2 separate regions of the Homo sapiens genome follow, and region 1 is linked to region 2. A link is a loop called in an ENCODE intact Hi-C map of the cell type or tissue named here. Cell type or tissue: PC-9. All regions are shown on one strand. Links, peaks and the distances in the headings refer to the core of each region. The heading gives the core; the rest is flanking DNA.

Region 1 (4,386 bases), core at 241-4,240, 74 kb after region 2:
ATCGCGCCACTGCACTCCAGCCTAGGTGACAGAATGAGACTCCATCTATTAAAAAAAAAAAAAAAAAAAGTTTAAGTTCTACTTTTAGTGGAGATGAGGTTTCACAGTCTTGGCCAGGCTGGCCTCGATCTCCTGATCCACCCGCCTCAGCCTCCCAAAGTGCTGAGATTATAGGCGTGAGCCACCACGCCCAACCTACAGTGTTTTCTTTTTGTTTGTTTTTGTTTTTAAGAAGTTCAAAAAACTTCATGGTTCAAAAACCCATTTAATGCTCAGACATTTGGTGTTCTAATTTCCAAGCTAGGCCAGGAGACAAGAATCAGAAAGAGCCTTGTAATCTGTCTCCTAAACCTTTTCTTCTCCTCCTCTCATTTGGTAAGCCTATCCAGATTAGTAACTACTGAGACAGAGAGAAATGAAATAACTCAGCTAGATAGACAGGAACCCCAGTCCAGAACCCAGGTCTCCTGACACCACCCCCAGCTCTCGTCCCTCCACTCCCCCGCACTGCCCTGGCTGGAGAACAGGAACGCGGAGCATAGGCACATATGGTGGGAGACGCTGGGGGCAAGTCTGTGGAGGGTCCTGACACGCTAAAGACAGTCTGGACTTCATCCTCTGAGGAACCACAGGCTTCTGAGCAAGAATGGCTTGGTCAGGACCGGGCTGGAGAAGGGAATTCCGAGAGCAATCTGAGCCCTCTCCCCCGCCACCTCTGTCCTGCTGTTTCACTCTCATCCACTGGATAAACGCTTCCCATGTAAAGGCCAACTCCAACCTGGTCATAATAAGCATCAGGAAAAACAACTGCTTTACGATGGAATCATGGAAATGCTGACACAGTGGTGGTGTGAGATGCTCCTTTGAAAGGCCTTGTCAGGCCCAGTCTTTGTAATTTCATGGTGGCTCACAGGAAGCGCCTGGGAGCCAGATGCTTTCTGCCTGTGCTCAAGGCCATAATTTCCTTCCCATACTTAAACTGATGACCCTGTGTCTCGCTGACAGAAGATTAGCCAAAGGAACAGGGCAGATAAAGAAGAAGCAAAATCTGAGGAAAACTGGCTGATTTGAAAAAAAATTCCTAAGATTCTTCTTGAGATGAACAACTAAGAAAACTTCCAGATGAACATGATCTGCTGTCTCTGAATGAAAGCCACTGGAAGGCAGGCCAAGCTGGGAATGCTGGCAGCCAGCTCCCTCACGTCACAGATGCGGAAGCTGAAGGGGAGAGGGGAAGGCAGTCCCAGAAACTGCTGTCAGAGCTGTCTGTGCCCTAAGAAAGGCTTTGCGCCCACTTCCCACCCCCATCCCAGTGCTGTCTCTCCACACTCTGCAGAGATGATCACATTAATCAAGACCCTAGAGTCAAAGTGACTGGGAAGGGGACAAAAAAGAATGACATCCAGCCAGTCCCATTTATTAAAGCAATAATCTCCACCCCTCACTAAATGTATACTTCTATAAAATTCTGCTTGTATGTTCTATATGGCACCTAGCCACCACTCAACACTTCAAGATATATTTCAGAGAAAAAAAAAAAGGCGAATTTCAAACTATAAGTAACATATCCTGTTGGGGAGCCCAAAAATAACTAAGAAAACATTTGTGATCATACAAGGAACTGAATAAGTGCATTTTCTATAAAGTGCTAGCTTCATGATTTTCCTTTAGATAAGAGACCAAAATAGTAGTTTGTTCTTCCTTATCAATCGTCATTCCTTAGAAAGTGCTTGGCCAGTAATATCAGGAAGATCAACGAGTCATCTCTTATCACTGGTTTAGCCCTCGGACTTAAGAAGGAAATCAGGTCTGGCCTACTCTTCCATGACAGCTGTCCTAATTGCTAGAGGAAGTCACCTTGACCTCATATATTTGGCTGCTATTCAGAATACCATGTCTCTTGGTCCAAATTATCAAAAGCATACATTAGGTAACAACATACCTTTCTCAGTTACATATGCACAGAATGCCCAAGATAAACCCACTGAGTGGTTCCCTCCGTGGCCTCACCTCCCACTCCCTGGCTCTGAATGGCCCTGGGAAGAGCACAGAGCAGCTACTTTCTTTTGAATCGTCTTAAAATCAATGCACAACAACGTACATCACCATTATAAAAACCCTGTCAGCAGACCGACTCTGACTCCCACGGCATTTACTATGTTAAAATCTTATGGGAAACTTGTACCATAGCTAATATGATTACTGTGTGCAGAATGAAGAGAGGGTTTGGGGATGAGTAGGTGTCTCAACCCAGTTCCTTCACTATTGCATGTGTCTCCCCAATGCCGCAGACCACTCCCCGGCCCCTGAATCCATCTGTGATTTCTGCTTTCTGCTCAGAAAACCCACTGTCAAGGCCTTAACTTAAGAGAGCCTGTCAGAGCCTTAGCTTTGCCATCTCTAACACCACGATCCCTTCTGGCTATTACCGCTCCTCAAGGGTACAGGTGTGGGCACAGAAACATATATAATCTGTTCATACCAAAATGCGATATCATACACACCAACCCTTTAGTTTTCTTCACTGAGGACATCATAGATTGCATTCAGATAAAGAGCCCTTTTTGCCCAGTGAAGAATCATATACAATAGAATAAGGTGGCATTTTTCTTGCTGTGTATGTTGGGGGGAGTTTTGTGATAACTTGTTGTTCCTTGAATGTAAATATTCCTCTACTGTCTTATTTAAAACATTAGAGGGGGCCGTGGCGATTAAAATATATGTGTCATGGCTTGTCAAGCCTCATGACTACCTGAGTTCAAAAAACAGGCTGCTCAACTCCATTTTCCTTACTGACTGTAACAGAAAGCTAAGCTCAGCCAGTTGAATCATGAGAGCTAAAAGCCAAGCAAGGTACAGCTAGGCTCAAAAGCTGTATGTCCACATTCCATACCAGTAAGGCAGCCGGGAGCAGATGGCACAGACCAGGCTACAATGTGTTCAATATGGCCTTCTCACACCCCTTTCTCCGCTCCCCTAACCCAAACCTGCATTCCTACAGGCACAAACCCCACTCCATAGTAGAATACAGTAAGGCCAGTGTTGTCTGGAGTCACAAAGTTTTATATATGATTGCTTCTAATTAAAGATCATTTGATTTTAAGAACTTAATAAAAAGGCCATAAACCTGTATCATTCCATAAGAATGCCAAGAATGCTAAGTACCCAACTAATATTCTTCCAGAGTGACTTTTATTAAAGGCTGCCTCTACTACTTTGCCAACTAACATGTCAGGTGGCAGAAACATTCCCACCTATCACAGGCTACTCAACTTTAAAAAGCAAAGGTAAGTGAAAAGGCCTTCTTTAAGTAATCAAATCAGCTCAAATTCCTCCAGCAAAAAATCCTAGTACAAACAGACTCAAAAATGGCAAAATCAAAGTTTAAAAAGCCACTTACAGTGCCAACAAGTGATTCAGAAGAATTCTGAGAAAGGTAATATTAACATTTTAGTGGTAGAACACTTGGAGAGGAGCCAGGAAGCCTAGACTCTCTCCTGGCTAGGTCATTAAATCTTGCAGGGGGAGGGAAAGCATACACAGATAAAAACTAGTTAAATGGCATCTCACAGCCAAGCTATCTTGACAGCTCTCATCTGTCAGCAGGATCACTGGACAATGATGTTCTTCAAGGAGACAGGTAAGTCTCTAGGGGCTAATGATAACCTAAGTGCATGCAAGTATAATCAGAATGATAACAATCAATGCCTACCCTTGGAATGGGCACTCAAATTCAACAGCTGAGAAAGCCAACGTATCTGCTGCCAGGGAATCTAGATCGCCTGGATCCCCACAGCCTTACGCGTTCTTCACATGTATACTCTTGCTCTCCTAGAGCAGCAAGTTATCTTTTAAAGAACAGATTTGATCATTTTTTTTGTGTGAGACAGAGTCTAAGCTCTGTCACCCAGGCTGGAGTGCAGTGGCGCGATCTCGGCTCACTGCAACCTCTGCCTCCCGGGTTCAAGTGATTCTCCTGCTCCAGCCTTCCAAGTAGCTGGAACTACAGGCACGCGTCACCATGCCTAGCTAATTTTTGTATTTTTAGTGGAGATGGGGTGTCACCATGTTGGCCAGGCTGGTCTCGAACTCCTGACCTCAAGTGATCCACCTGCCTCGGCCTCCCGAAGTGCTGGGATTACAGGGGTGAGCCACTATGCCTGGCCTGCTCTTATATTAAACCCTCAAATTCTTATTCCCTATGTGATCTCATCTCCACCATTCTGCCTTTTTCTCACTAGCCACTGTAGCCTTCCTTGGGTTCCCTGGATGCCCTCATTTATTTATTCTCATTCGCCCATTCAATCATTCAATGAAAATTACTGAGCAAGCACCTACTACTGTGCCAGGCACTGTACTAGGCATGTGGATACAGCAATGAACAAA
Region 2 (4,386 bases), core at 194-4,193:
CACACACTTTCCACCAAACCCCACCACACACACACAGCCCACCACACAAACCCCACCACACACACACCCCACCACACACACCCCCACACCACACACACAATCCCACCAAACCCCACCATACACACACCCCACCACACAAATCCCCCACCACACAAACCCCCTACCACACACACACATCCCACCACACACACCAGACACATTCCACCACACACATGCCCCACCACACACACACACCACACAGACTCCACCACACACACATCCCACCACACACATGCCCCACCACACACACATCCCACCACACAAACCCCACCACACACACCCACCACACACACATACCCCACCGCACACACAGCCCTACCACACACACCACACCACACCCCCCCCACACGCCCCACCACACACACATCCCACCACACACACACCTCACCACACACACACATCCCACCACACACACACATCCCATCACACACGCCACCACCACACACACACATATCCTACCCCCCACACACAGACCCCACTACACACACACACAAAACACCCGCTTCCTTTCCACGGCAGGCCCAAGTAGAAAAGCCCCTTGGGGTTACAAGCAGATTCCTCCCAAGCATTAAGGAGGGCAGAGGTTAACTTCCTTCAGGTTCCTGATTCCCAATGACCCATGAAAGGAGGCAAACATGTCACCAATCACAGCCCAGTGTCCCTTCCTTTCCTGGCCTCTCTTCCCTAAGAAAGAATACTTTTCAGAGTCAGAAGCCTGTAAGCCTCAGGCAGGAAGGCTGATCCCAGTCCCTGCAATCTAGGATAAAAATCTAGGGTACAACACAAACTTCTCAACATGTGGCCTCGGGGGCTCCTGTCACCAGGCTCAAGCCTGCCACCCTCCCCTTATACTTCACTGCAGTCCTGATGAACTTGCAGGGCCTCCCTACAGTTGTTCCTTCCACTTTTACCTCTGTTCTGTGACTAAACAATGCTCCCTCCGAGGTCTCCCCTGACTCCTAGACTAAATTAAGTTCCTGTTATAGGATCCCAACAATTGCTTACATTTACGCAGTGCCGGCACTCTGGGCCAAGGCCAGCCATAAGCCTTTTACATGCACTGTCTCACCCAGTCCTCACACCAGCTCTGTGAGTTGTATTCTACCATTCTTCTTCCCATTTTATAACTGAACAAACTGAGCCACGTGGCAAACAGATGGCAGGGCTGGGATTCACACCCGGGCAGTCCGATTCCAGAGTCTGTGTTTAATCAATCACCACAAGGCACTGTCTCCATGCTCTTCCTGGACAGCCCTGGGCACCATGTGAAAGTCGCTGGATAGCTGTGTGATTAGCTGCTTAATGCTGGTCCCCTGGTAGACCCCTGAGTTCACAGGAGCAGGCAGAGTCCTCTCATCACCCGTCTGTGTATTGGGCTTGCACAGTAACTAGTACCAGGGAAGGCATTCAGTAGCTGTCTTCAGAAAGGAGGGAAGGAGGAAGAAAAGTGCAGCGTTTCTCCAGCTGAAGAGAGGGAGGAAGGCGACTCAAGTGTTTGTTCTCAAGGGGCCTGTGCCTTACTGGGGCCAGCATGGAGGAGCTGCTCCCTAAGCGGCTGGAGCATCCAACTCCTACTTTCCTTTCCAGATGTATTGAGGTTCTACATTCACCAAGAAGCCTTCTCCCTCCCCTTCTTCCCGGTAACTTCACTAGGAACGTAGTGGGTTCATTATTTCGCCACAGCCAGTCATGTGCTGCTGTTAAGTCTGGTCTCCAGACCTGGCTGTTAACTTTTACAGGGCAGAGCCATGGTTTGGCTGTGGCTGGGAGTCCCCACAGGGCCACGCCCCCTGCAGAAGCTGGCCACATTCTTGCTAATGGGCTGCTCTGTCGCCTTTTATCAGGGCTCAGCCTTCCCAGACTGACCTTATGCGGGTCTTAGATGTTTTTACAGTGAGTGTAACACGGAGGAGAAGAGGTTAGTTCATCTGTGCTTCACTGGCTTTGGTGAAATGAACAGGAAAAAAGCAGAGGTCAAGGAAACTGACAGGGGTTATAGAGGCATGGGGATTTGCTGGGTGTGAAACCTCATGAGCAAGGCAGCACAGAAGGTGTGCGTGTGAGTGAGATGAACAGACAGACACAGAGCAAGAGCAAGGGCCACCGGAGCCCCCAGGTGATAATTCAATGGCACAGTCAGGCCAGCTCCACCAAGGGCCCGAGAAGGTCCTGCAGCCGAGAGTGGGTACTGCTCCTTGGGACCACTCTCACAGGACAGCCTGCTGTACCGTCCTGTTTGTACTGCCTTGGCAAATATGGCAGGACAGGCCATGGGCCTGGTTGGCACGCTCAGGCCAGAGCAACCTGTCTGCCCGAGCTCCCCACCATGGAGAAGGCGAGTGCAGCCGGGACAGCCAGGCAAAGCAGCCGGCTGGAACCGTCTCGGGGCCTTGGGCCGCCACCCAGACTATTTCTGTCTTGGATGGAAGGCCAGGGTTACTTTGTGAAACAAGCTCTACTTCTCCTTGGCTGCTGGGCTCTCCAGGCGGTGTGCCAGGGCACACTGTTCTGATCAGGGCACTGGGGCCTGAGGAAATCCGCTAGCAATGCCGAGTCACAAGCTAAATGAACCCTGCTTATCTGGAACAGGCAAGAGCTGGCGAGCTGACTGCCTGCCTTTATGGCAATGGGGAATTTCTGGAATGCAAGTGACTTGTGCTTAACTTATAAGCAAGCAGAAAAACGGGAGGGTGGTGAGGAATGGTAGCAAAAAAAAAAAAAAAAAAAAGGAGAAAGCTTTGTTTTAAAACTATTTGGACTGTGGGAAAGCAATTTGTTAGTAAAACTAGAATTACAGGGGGAGGGAGAGAGATTAAGTAACAGACAGCCCCCATAAAAATCACAGCATATGAAACAGTATACCTCATATTTTAGCACTTTATCAATTCAAAGCAGTGCAAATACGGCAATTACTCACATAAAGCCTGTTGGTGTATTCAAGCTATAACCGTACCTATTAAACTGTTACAGTGATAGATGGGAGTATCTATACTGAAATTAGCTGCCTTCTCTGAAAGACAGAATTACATAGATCTAGGCTGACTGCAGGGAAATAGTAACTAACTGAATTTAACAGCTCTCGTCCCGCCAACTCTCCTTCATGATAGCTCTAGGAACTGGTGGCTATGATGAATGTGGAGGGAAACACGGAGGTTTTTTGCAGGGTGGCTGTTTTCCAAGTGGGAAGGTATTTGGTAAAATTCTGAATCTGCTCAGTCCAATGCTATAAAACTCACAGCTTCATCAGCCTAAAGCAGAGAAGACAGGAAAAGGGCTGGAACGTAGGCCTTTTCCATTCTGATGGGCTGTGAACGGCCTCTGCCAGAGGACTTGGGGATTTCTGTTTCCTCTTGTAAAAAGGGATTAGCATTACTTTGAGATTAATACTGTCCTCTGGCTCACGGGAGATTAACTAATAAACCATGTATGGGGTGTAAAGTGAAGAACAAGCCCCACACAGGCCCAGGATTCTCACTGTGCTGCCGCGGCACACTGGCCCCTGAGCTCCCAGCCCCAGGCTGGGCCCTCCCTGGTGCTCCTTCCAGATGTAGAGGCTGGCAGCCTCCTCTCCTGCGCACCCTCAGAAGGGTGCAGGAAGCCCACTAGCAAGGTCTTAAATTTAGGACCCCTGCAGGAGGGGATGGGGCAGTGTAGTAGAAGAAATATATATTTGGTTTTTGTCCCCGGCTCCTAGCACAGAGTTCCCCAAAGTCTTGGAATTTCCTGAGTGATAGAAGTATCTTTTGTTACTCATTAACAAGCCCCTTCTGGCCAGGCATGGTGGCTCATGCCTGTAATCTCAGCACTTTGGGAGGCCGAGGCAGGCCGATCACGAGGTCAGGAGTTCGAGACCAGTCTGGCCAACATAGTGAAACCCTGTCTCTACTAAAAATACAAAAAATTACCCGGGTGTGGTGGCATGCGCCTGTAATCCTAGCTACTCAGGAGGCTGAGGCAGGAGAACTGTGTGAACCCGGGAGGCGGAGGTTGCAGTGAGCCGAGATCGTGCCATTGCACTCAGCCCAGGCAACAGTGAGAGACTCCGTCTCAGAACAAACAAGCCCCTTCCAACCAAACCTGAGTTTCATGATAATGAGGTTACTCTTGTGGGCCCCTAGATAGTGCAGGATATGGGGGCTGGTCTCCAGAAAGACCAAACCTTTATTAGAGGGTTGGAACTGTCAGCCCCACCCACGACCTCTGGGGGTGAGGGGAGAGGGGCTGGAGATTGAGCTCAATCACCAATGGCCAATGAGTTAATCAATCAAGCGGACATCACAGAAACGCCATAAACACCCTCAGTGACAGGGTCTGTAGAGCTTCTGGGTTGGTAAACACATCGAGGTG

What was found. Peaks named below come from ENCODE experiments on the same cell type or tissue, not always from the same donor. Only the 100,000 strongest peaks of a DNase experiment are listed, where the experiment ranks them.
Region 1: it touches region 2 in a loop (9-fold over the local background); 4 of 110 quality-filtered maps call a loop at or near these places.

The regions. Positions count from the first base shown.
Region 1 is chr19:46,901,056-46,905,441 of GRCh38, reverse strand. The region is part of intron 1 of ARHGAP35 (Rho GTPase activating protein 35); the gene reads right to left. Among named protein-coding and RNA genes, the nearest start is that of ARHGAP35, 42 kb to the right of the region's middle. In PC-9, for the core only: CTCF peaks have their summits at 2,376 and 2,602; DNase peaks (open chromatin) are centred at 1,801, 2,831 and 3,231; H3K4me3 peaks cover 2,728 bases; H3K27ac peaks cover 4,000 bases.
Region 2 is chr19:46,974,592-46,978,977 of GRCh38, reverse strand. The region is part of intron 3 of ARHGAP35 (Rho GTPase activating protein 35); the gene reads right to left. Among named protein-coding and RNA genes, the nearest start is that of NPAS1, 43 kb to the left of the region's middle. RefSeq lists enhancers at 1,153-2,008, 2,009-2,866. In PC-9, for the core only: no CTCF peak of the experiment used is centred there; a DNase peak (open chromatin) is centred at 2,627; H3K27ac peaks cover 1,862 bases.